Linked DNA regions of Homo sapiens: region 2 is linked to region 1. A link is a loop called in an ENCODE intact Hi-C map of the cell type or tissue named here. Cell type or tissue: CD14-positive monocyte. All regions are shown on one strand. Links, peaks and the distances in the headings refer to the core of each region. The heading gives the core; the rest is flanking DNA.

Region 1 (5,379 bases), core at 100-5,099:
CAGGTTACTGCAGGCTACTTCTTTTAGGTAGGAATTAAAGCAGAAGGCACTTCATTATCCTGCCAATTGAAGATTGGCCTATTTGGAAAATTGGCTATTATCTCTTTCTTCGGATTTCTAGGAAGGTCAGATAACAATTTAGTTTGGGTTTGGTGACATGGATGTGGAAATTCTTTTTAGTCTGGTCTGCTGGGGCCTAGTGCAGAAACTTAGTCTAAAACAGTGACCTCTTATAATTTTTATGTCGCATATGTAAAATGCTAGGTATATACTGGTTGCTCCCTCTCTTTTTTTGCTCTGCTTATCTTTTCTTCTCTCCTTCCTTCCCACCATCTTTTCAATGTAGTGACAAGTGTTATTAAAAAAAAAAACAAAGCAAAGGATAATGTAAATCTGCAGACAAAAAAAAAAAACAGTGTCTCTTTTCAGTCAATATTTGCAACTTCCACCTCATTAAATATTCTCTCACAGTAGAATAAGGTGGCAAAGAAATGAAGTGCAAATTAGCCTAAGGTAGCTGAGTCCTCATCCTGGTTTCATCACTAATTAGTTCTACAGACCCTGGCAAGCACTTGACCTTTCTGATCCACGCTTGTCTCAATAGCATAATGAAGATCATGCCTGTCTCAGAGGGACAGTGAGGCTCCTGTTGTTGGCATGCCTTATCATTATGTAAATGGAGGGCCTTGTATACAAATAATCTCTTCAGACAAATTGTGTAATATGACATTGAAATTATCCTTCTCTTTACCTCTATCCCCCATCTTTGGCTCCAGTTTTTAAAGACTGCTATTAAAAGACAAATACATTAGCACATTAAGATATTGTCACCTAGCAATAACTTTTTAAAAGTTAATTAATCATATTAGTCACAGCAGACAGCAGAGCCACTATGCTTTGGGCACAGGGAGGTTGGGATTTGGATGGGATGGGAAAGGAATCCAGAATAATCTGGCTCTTGGCTCATGATGCTCTCAAAGAAAACTCCTGTACAGAAAGTGGGGGAAGGAGCCTCCAGACAAACCCTGCCCTCTTTGCAGTTTTGCTTCAGGCTTGTAATTCACTTTTCCTGAGAATGGCATGGAATTTGTGGATAAGCAGGTGAAAAACCATTCTTATCAAGTGTGGAGGGAAAAGAAAAGGTTTTGTTTGTTTGTTTGTTTGTTTTAAGACAGTCTTGCTCTGTCACCCCGCTCAGTGCAAACATGGCTCACTGCAGCCTCAACCTCCTGGGCTCAAGTGATCCTCTCACCTCAGTCTCTCCAGTACCTGGGACCACAGGTGCCTGATACCACACCCAGCTAATTTCTAATTTAGTAGCGGTGGGGTCTTGACATGTTGCCCAGGCTGGTCTCAAACTCCTGAGCTCAAACAATCTGCCTGCCTTGGCCTCCCAAAGTGTTGCGATTACAGGCGCAAGTCACTGATAAAAGATAAATTTTTAATCTGAGAAATATGAACCCCTTTACATTATCAGGCCCAGAGAGGCATTGGGATGTAACTGCAGTCACATCTCACTCCTTCTCGAGCTGAATAATGATCTCTTGAAGTCTCTTGCTATGAAGACTCTAGACTAACTGATGCCAATTAGCCATGAAATGCCATACACCCTATAGTTCAACAAAGTCTAGCCAATCACTAATCAGTGTTATTTCTGTAAGCCAATGAGAAATCCTAATGATCAATTTTGTAATTGCCCCCTCTCCTGATTCGTCTTATATTCTTTAAACATTCGAGGCTCTCTTTTTGTTCTTGGGAGCACTCTCCAAGGCAACTTGAAAGTGTGTCCCAGGCTGCAGTTCTCAACCTTGACCCCAATAAACTCTCTATATTAATTTCGCCTCAGCTTCTTCCTTTTAGGTCCACAGAAGCGTCAATTGGCCAGAAAAAAAAAAAAGAAAAGAAAACAAAAGAAAAAGAAAAGTAATAAACTCTGTTAGAAGCTAGGCTGGGCGCGGTGGCTCACGCCTGTAATCCCAGCACTTTGGGAGGCCGAGGCAGGTGGATCACCTGAGGTCGGAGTTCGAGACCAGCCTGGCCAACATGGTAAAACCCCATCTCTACTAAAAAATACAAAAAATAGTTGGGCGTGGTGGTGGACAGCTGTAATCCCAGCTACTCGGGATGCTGAGGAAGGAGAATCACTTGAACCCAGGAGGTGGAGGTTGTAGTGAGCCGAGATCGTGCCATTGCACTCCAGCCTGGGCAACAAGAGCGAAACTCAAAAAAAAAAAAATCATCTGGCCTAAATATCTTGGCTGGAGTCTCCTGCAGGAAAGACCCACTGTGACTAATGGAGTCCCGAAGTGGGCATAGAAGGTCATGGTTGAGAATTCTAAGCTGCTGTGAAGATGCCAGGCCCAGTTTTATGACTTCCCTCTGGTTCTATGCCACCCTCCCCTCAAGGTCCCCTCCCTGAGATGCCTGAGGCTCGGACCCCACCAGGGATGAAGGCTGCCGCCAGCGTGTGTTGCAGTTCCTGCGCCGCACAGAAGGGGGCGCCATTCCTGCATTATTTCTCCCGACCTAACTCCGGTAACGCAGCTCCTAGTTGTAGGGCCTATCTTATATTCGTTTTACAGTGTTTATTTTTTTTCTTTTTTCTTTTCTTCTTTTCTTTTCTTTTTTTTTTTTTGAGACGGAGTCTCTGTCACGCAGGCTGTAGTGCAGTGGCGCGATGTCGGCTCACTGCCTTAGCCTCCCAAGTAGCTGGGATAACAGGTGCAGGCCACCACACCTGGCTAATTATTGTGTTTTTAGTAGGGACGGGGTTTCAACATGTTGGCCAGGCTGGTCTCGAACTCCTGACCTCAAGTGATCCACTCACCACCACCTCCCAAAGTGCTGGGATTACAGGCGTGAGCCATCGCTCCTGGCACATTTCACAGTTTCGAGAGCACTGTCTCATTTCACCCTTTAGACCAACCACGCAATGATTAAGGGCAGGCTCTATTATCCCTGTTCTACAGACAGAAAACAGAGACAGCCAGCTTAAGCGACAGTGTCAGACAATTCGGTAATTCGTTTGGTTCCTGACCAGTGCTTTTCCCACTCTGCTGTCCAGCATAAAACAGGGTTGTCAAGGACAACTGGGAAATGAACACAGACCCCAGAACTCCCTGACAAAAGGAGAGAAGACAGACTCCCTTATCCATGCCACACGATAGATGGCCTTGGGTACACTGCTTCTCTCGGGAGGTTTAGAAATCAAATTGAGTCTGCTCCTAGGTTCCAAACACAATTAAATTTAGCTTTGTTGGGTCATTCTGTGGTCAGGCTGTAAGTTCAGCTTGGTCAAGGGGAAGGAAGGGAATAAGCAGAAGCTGTGGGTTGGGCACCTGTCCTTTTGCCTACTCAGTGCCGCTCTTCTTGTGGACATAAAGACACCCATGTAACCCCTCATGGCTACAAGCTGGGAAAACTCTAAAATGATTGCTCTTTCAAAATTTTTTAACTGACAAATAAAAATTGTATATATTTATGGTGTCCCACATGATATTTGATATACGTCCACATTGTGGAATGGCAAAATCAATCTAATTAACATATACATTACCTCACATTTCTTTTTGTGTGTGGTGAGAACACTTAAAATCCACTCTCTTAGCAATTTTCTAGTATACAATACATTGTTACTAACTACAGTCTCCATGGATCTCTTGAACTTCTTCCTCCTGTGACATGAGCCACCATGCCTGGCCTCCTCTTTCCCTTTGTGTCTCTTGTTTTTTCTTTTTTTGAGACACGGTCTCACCCTGTTGCCCAGGCTGGAGTGCAGTGGTGCAATCTCAGCTCACTGCAACCTCCACCTCCTGGGTTCAAGCGATTCTCCTGCCTCAGCCTCCCAAGTAGCTGGGATTAGGGGTGAGCCACCGTGCCCAGGCTCCCTTTTGTGTCCCTTTTACTCTTCCTTGACCCACTGCCCCCAACCCTGTCCCTCCCTCTGTATACTCTTAGAAAATGACATCTGATCACCCAAGCCGGATGTCCTGCACCCTCAGCATTGCTGCCAAGAGAGATCTTCCAAAAATGCAGATCTTCTCAAGTCATTCTCCTGCTTAAAATTTCTGCATTCCCTGGATCTTTGGGGAGAAAGATAGCTTGGTATTCCAGGCACTTCGTTTTCCCTTTTTTTTTTTTTTTTTTTTTTTGAGACAGAGTCTTGCTCTGTCTCCCAGGCTGGAGTGCAGTGGTGCTATCTTGGCTCACTGCAACCTCTGCCTCCCGGATTCAAGTGATTCTCCTGCCTCAGCCTCCCGAGTAGCTGGGATTACAGGCGCCCACCACCACACCTGGCTAATTTTTGTATTTTTAGTAGAGACAGAGTTTTGCCGTGTTGGCCAGGCTGGTCTTGAAACTCCTGACCTCAAGGTAATCCTCCTGCCTTGGCCTCCCAAAGTGCTGGGATTACAGATGTGAGCCACTGTCCCTGGCCCCAGGCCCTTCATTTTCTGACACTGCCACATTCTCCTTCCTTCCAGCCTCCCACACTGCTCTCAGGGCCCATGGAGTTTCATGCCCTCTTAACTTCCATATTTTATGCCCTATGTATGATTCCCCTGCTCCCCTTCTTCATCTCACCAACTTTTATTCATCTAGAGTCTTACCTTCTGGGAAGCCTTCTCTATTCTTTTCCTTAGTCTGATTAGGCATCCCTTCTCTGTGTCCCTAGCAGACCTGTTCATACTTTGTGGCATTTGCCAGATTACATTGCAGTAACAATTCCAGACTGCAAATTCCAGTCTGCTTCTCCATCTTTAGTTCCTCTCAACATGTTATTTGTGAACTCTTTGTTTCAGAATCACCTGAGGAGTTTAAACACAAGCTCCTGGGACATACCCCAGACCCACCAACTCCGAGTCTTTGCAGGGCAGAGCCTAGGAGTCTGCATTTTAAAACTTTCTCAGCCAGGGGCGATGGCTCATGCCTGCAATCCCAGCACTTTGGGAGGCCTATACGGGCAGATTGCTTGAGTCCGGGGGTTCAACACCAGTATGTGTAACATGACGAAACCCTGTCTCTACGAAACAAAAACAAAACAAAAATTAGCCAGGCATAGTGGCTCCCGCCTGTGGTCCCAACTACCTGGGAGGCTGAGGCAGGAGGATTACCTGAGCCCACGAGGTCAAGGCTGCAGTGAACCGAGATTGCACCACTGCACTCCAGCCTGAGCAACTGAGCAAGGTCAAGTTTGAGAGCCACCACACTAGACAGGAAGTGGTCATATTTTCTTAGACCTTTAGCATCTACCATAAGCACACAGAGAATGGACTCTGAATGAAAGAGTCTAGAGCTTGAAAGGGAACTGAAATTTAAAAATAAAAAAGTGTGAAATGATGGCTGGGCACGGTGGCTCACGCTTGTAATTTCAGCACTTTG
Region 2 (5,379 bases), core at 288-5,287, 230 kb after region 1:
AGAACATTTTCACATGGTTTAATTATATGCCATGCTTTAGTTGTTTGATAGTTATTTCCCTAGTGTTAGCCATATCTTTTCAAGTTGATTGTGTATTCTTTGAGGAGCAGTACCTTAGATTAAAAAAAAACCACAACACACAGTGGAGAGCACATGGGCAGCATTCAAGAAATACATGTTGATTGTGTGATAAGGAACTGTAGTCACCAAACAAATATTTGTTAATACTTGCAATGTAAAAGGTACTTGGCTGTATTCAAAAGAGAAATAAAGAAATATAAAATAGGCTCCTTTCCCTAAGGACTTACAGTATAATTGGGCAGATAAGCTAAATAATAAAAGTTACAGATATTTAAGACCACTTGAGTTGAGCAGAGATTTTGCATAATAGGAAGGAACTGGTAGAGGGGGTAAGCAAAGGCAAAATATGTATATATGTATGATATGTTCAGAGAGCAGTACATAAATAACTTGACTGAAATGAAGATTTGTGTGAAAGAGTAGTAAGAAATTGTGTTAAAAATGTAGTTGGAATTTGATTATGGATGTCTTTAAATGCTAGGATGAGAAGAATGTACTTTGACCTGTAGATATGGAGAAGCTTTAAAAGTTTTGAATTGAGAAAGAGTTTGCTGAAATAAGTATTTTAGGAAAATCAAAGCAGCACCAGTGCTAGGTCTCATATGAATTGGAAAGAGAATGGTAGAAAGAGGTAGGAAAATAATTGAGCCCTGAAGTAATGAGGACTTAGAAATAAGTCAGATTGCAGAGATGTCACAAGACATTATTATGGATTGGATAAGAAGGGAGAATGGAGGGGAGAAGAGTGATTAAAGATTACCTTACCTTGAAGGTTTGCTTTTCAGTGACGGAGGAAATCAAAGAGTGTTGACTCTCCAAGACATCTTAGAACATCTAAGTCTATATGTTTTGTATATTAGGACTCAGACCAGAGAGATTTAAAAATGTGTCCAAAGTTACTCAGCTAGTTAATGACAAAGAAACTGCCGTTTGATTAATGGCAGTTACTAACAAAAATAGTTATGGCAGTGTTAGTAGCTGGTAGAGGGGATGTAGACAGTTGAGCGTATATTGTGGATATGTTGAGTTTGCGGTGGCCGTGGGATGGGCAAGTGAAAATTGATAGCATACAGTGGGACATATGACTAGAATTTGTTAGCGAAGTTAAGGCTGGTGCTGTGGTACTTAAGAGAAAAGAGTGGGATTGCCCATAATTAGCGGGTGGGTGAAAGGAGAGGAATGGGTAAAGGAGACAAAGAAAAAAACAGTATGAGAGGCAAATTAGTGGATAGGTTAGGAGGCGGAATGATCAACATGTTGATCATTGGCAAGAAATGAGAAGAATCAGATCCAAAAAAAGGTCTTAAAAAGATGTATTCGTGTTTTTCCTAATAAGAAATCTATAAAAACAGAAGAAAATTGCTTATACTTTCCCTACGTGGAAATAACCACTGTTAATATTTTGTTCTCTCCGGTTTAACAAAAGACCTTTGGATTTGACAGTTGGGTGATCAGTGGAGACTTTTCCAAAGCTCTCCATCACTAGGACTAAGGATGAGAATTTTAGGCATAATAAAACCTAGGAGATATTTTTCAACAGATTGTCATTCGTCTGTATCGTCTTATATATCACACTGTCCAGGTACTATTCTTCCTGTGTGCATTGGTTCTGTGTTTTTTTCTGAATGATAGAAGGTTAGACAAGCCATCTCTGGGTGCTTTTGTGCTGGTAAAATTTGAATAAAGTGATAAAATATTTGTTTCTAAAAGGAAGGAGAAATTCTTGGTCGATAACTTATAAATCTGAGGGTTGAATGATTGATGAAATTAGGGGTACTGGAAAGAACAAAGAGAAGCATTATTTATTTTGAAGCTTTTCTGTATAGTTACAAAGGGTTAACTAGGTTAGAATGGTCCATGGGCTGTTTACTTTGCTTGCATGTTTATTTTGATCTTCCCAAGAACATTCTTCTGTTCATCTTTTTAGTATGTTATTGGAAACAGAGTACTCATTAGTTCTTACTAAGTGGTTTTAGTTTAATAAATTATGATTATGAAATAAAATGCTATTAGGTAATATTTTTATAATATAAAGGGCCATGTGATGTGAGTAAGTGCACTGTTTTGGAAATCAGGGGATAAGGGACTGACCCTGCTCTCAGCATGGTATATGATTTCAGGCAACTCACGTAATCAGTGAGTCTTGTCTATTGAGGGAATGGACTAAATCTTTTCTAGAAAATTTAAAAAGGTGGGATCACATGGTAAAATGTGTATAAAGTTTAAAAAGGAAATGGTTTACCAATGTTTATGACAAAAACCAGCAAACTCTTTCCCACCCCCCCACCCCACATCTCCTTTTCTAGTCTCTAATTCCTGTACACCAGGCAACCACCTGTCCTCTGTACTTTGCCGTTTTCACCTTTATAATGAATGAATTGTTTAGCATCCCCTCTAAAGCCTCTCCATTCAGTTGTGTAGAAGAGCTCATCCCCTTTGCCTTCAAGGGCTTTACCATTATATTTCTCTCCTCTTTTTCTTGCCTTCTCAATTCTTCCCTCTACTGGATTATTTCCATCAGCATTACTCTGATTGCTATTGCTGTGTAACAGAAACTACCCAAAACTTAGTGATTTAAAACAACTACTTTATTAGGCTCACAGATACCATGGGTCAGTAATTGAGACAGGGCACACCAGGGATGACTTTGTTTTTGCTCCACAATGGCTACTAGGACATGAGTTGGGAAGAATTGCCAGCCAGGGGTGACTTGAAGGCAAAGGACTGGAATCATCTGGAGGTGTCTTCACTCACATGATGGGTAGTTGATGCTGGCTCTTGACTGGGATGTTAGCTGGGCTGTTAACTGGAGCATGTACATGTGGCCTGGATTTCCTCACAATATGGTGGCTTCAGGGTGGTCACCTTTCATAGTGGTGAGTAGAGAATTAAAAGTGAGTGTGTCTCAGCATAAATCTTTTATGATTTAGCCTTGGTAGCTGCACAGTATAACTTCTGCCATGTCCTACTGGTTGTAAGGGTCAGAAGCCTGTCCAGATTTGATGGGGGAGTGGCAAGTTCACACTGCAGAAGAAAAACATGTGAGATGGGAAATAGTGTTATGGCCATCTTTGGACAATTATTAATACTATTGCCATAGTTTGCCATTTTGCCAAACTTCACATCCCTCCTGTATCTGAAATACACGCAAAATACACTGAGCTTCTCCTCAAAGGTCCCTAATTCACATCCCATCATGACAGTAACTCAGAGTCCAGTATCTCATCATATAAATCAGGTCCAGGTACAGAATAGTTTTCTTGGGTATGGTTAATTGGATATGGTTCTTCTTGAACTGAGGACCCATGAAGAGACAGTTTATATGTCCCCTGCATACTTTACAAAATGGAAAAGGCACAGGTTATCTGCAGTAGACATTCCTCCTCAAGAAGCATGCAAGGTAGGCACAGTCTGTAGCAATTCTGCAACCTCACTGGGCACATGTTGCCAGTTCCTTGATTAGGTCTCAGTCCTGCTTCCTGGAAGTCATTCTTAATAGGACATAGGCTTCTTCTGTTTTTGGGTTTACCTTCTGAATTATTTATCTCCCCCACCCCTGCACCCAACCCATATAAATTGCTTTGTATTTGTAAGAGTAGCTTTCTGAGCTTGCTTCCTGCCTGTAGTGCTCCAGAGTCCAAAGGCCCCCTTTTATATAGCAACTGTCCCTTTCATTCCAAGCTAATACAACTCCTTTAAAAACTTTGTGGACTTCCTGTGTGTAAGTTTATAATCTGTACTGCCATACCCACAAATCTCTTTTGAGAGGAACTCTTTCCTCCCCTAAGCTCTGTGTGAGTCTGCTGTGGGACAACACCCTTAAGATCCTTAGATAATATTTCGTCTGAAAGGATCTATGAGGTACTGATTTAGATCTTAAGAAAGGATCTTATAATCACACTCTAGATTGGATCTTTGCTCTGAGGCCCTTTTTATTTGACACTTTGCTGGCTGAAAAGATTGTTCTGAGTCCATTACATCTCCTTGAAATTCTACTCAAAAAATGAATAGCTTATTCTTTAGTTCATCTCTCTGTTCTCTCAATTATAAGGGCAGCTAGAAGAAGCCAAATTGCTTTAACTTCCTGCTGAGAATCTCCTTAATTCATTAGGTCAGGTATGTATTTTATTTTCCATGTTAATGTAGGTGACAGTTTTGCTAAACTTTGCCCTAGTATGTAACAAGGGTGTCCTCTTATTCAGCTTTCACTATCATTTCTCTCACTTTGCTTGAAGTCCTCACTGACAGTCTCCTTGAGGGCTCTTAGGCTCCCATGAAGTTTCCTCAAGACCCTTTACATGTGTGAACACAAAGGGTCCTTATCTGTTCCTGGCTATATAGCAGGTCCTTGAATAACTGTCATTTCTTCATAACGTTGATAAGAAAAAAATGGATTCCTGGCTGGGGCCACTGTTTGTGTGGAGTTTGGACATTCTCCCCACGTCTGTGTGGGTTTTTCCGGGTGCTCCAATTTCCTCCCACATTCCAAAGATGCATATGTTAGTGGATCGGTGTGTCTAAATGGTCTCAGACTGAGTGATCATGTATGGATGAGTGTGCCTTGCAGTGGGTGATGTCCTGTCTAGGGTTGGTTCCCACCTTGTGCCTTGAGTTGCTAGGATAGGCTCTAGCCACTCGTGACTGAACTGAATTGGGTTAATAATTATCCTACTTGTTTTTATTAGTCTTTCTTAAATGTGTGTATAGCTCACATTTATTTCAGTGTTTAATAATCAGAGTGTTTGGAATCTTTACTTAGAAGTTTGATGATGTTTTTGTGGCCATAAATATGCCATAGGAACTTCCTTATCTCAATTAGCCTATGGAAAAATGGATTTTGTTACACATTGTTTCACTTAAAGTCACAGTTTCCAAGAACCTATTGAAGACAGTGAGGATTAACTGTACTAGAACTGTTTCCTAACCCACTGGTTCTTATCAGAATTACCTAAAGGACTTATTGAAACACAAATTGCCGCTGGGCCCCACCCCCAGAGTTTGTTTCATTAGCTCTGGAGTGGGACTTGAGGATTTGCATCTGTGAGTTCCCAGGTGATCTGATAATGTTGATCTGGGGCCTAGATTGTGAGAATTACTGATTTAAACCAGGGATTGGCAAGATTTTTCTATTAAGGATCATAAATAAAATATTTTAGACTTTGTGGGCAAGATTGTTTCTCTTGCACCTACTCAATTCCGCCTTTGTGGTGCAAAAGCAGTTATAGACAATACGTAAATGAACAGACGTGGCTCATGGCTGTGTTCTCATAAAGCTTTATTTACATAACAGGCAGCTGG

Evidence for each region. A loop is a pair of places that touch in the nucleus more often than their neighbours do. Peaks named below come from ENCODE experiments on the same cell type or tissue, not always from the same donor. Only the 100,000 strongest peaks of a DNase experiment are listed, where the experiment ranks them.
Region 2: it touches region 1 in a loop (6-fold over the local background); 100 of 110 quality-filtered maps call a loop at or near these places.

Annotation. Positions count from the first base shown.
Region 1 is chr9:4,757,018-4,762,396 of GRCh38, forward strand. No RefSeq gene overlaps it. Among named protein-coding and RNA genes, the nearest start is that of AK3, 19 kb to the left of the region's middle. In CD14-positive monocyte, for the core only: CTCF peaks have their summits at 2,494 (motif pointing right) and 2,694; DNase peaks (open chromatin) are centred at 2,494 and 3,324; H3K4me3 peaks cover 1,658 bases; H3K27me3 peaks cover 615 bases.
Region 2 is chr9:4,989,329-4,994,707 of GRCh38, forward strand. The region is part of intron 2 of JAK2 (Janus kinase 2); the gene reads left to right. It also overlaps a transcript of INSL6 not described here. Among named protein-coding and RNA genes, the nearest start is that of JAK2, 6.7 kb to the left of the region's middle. In CD14-positive monocyte, for the core only: no CTCF peak of the experiment used is centred there; no DNase peak of the experiment used is centred there; H3K4me3 peaks cover 297 bases; H3K27ac peaks cover 4,413 bases.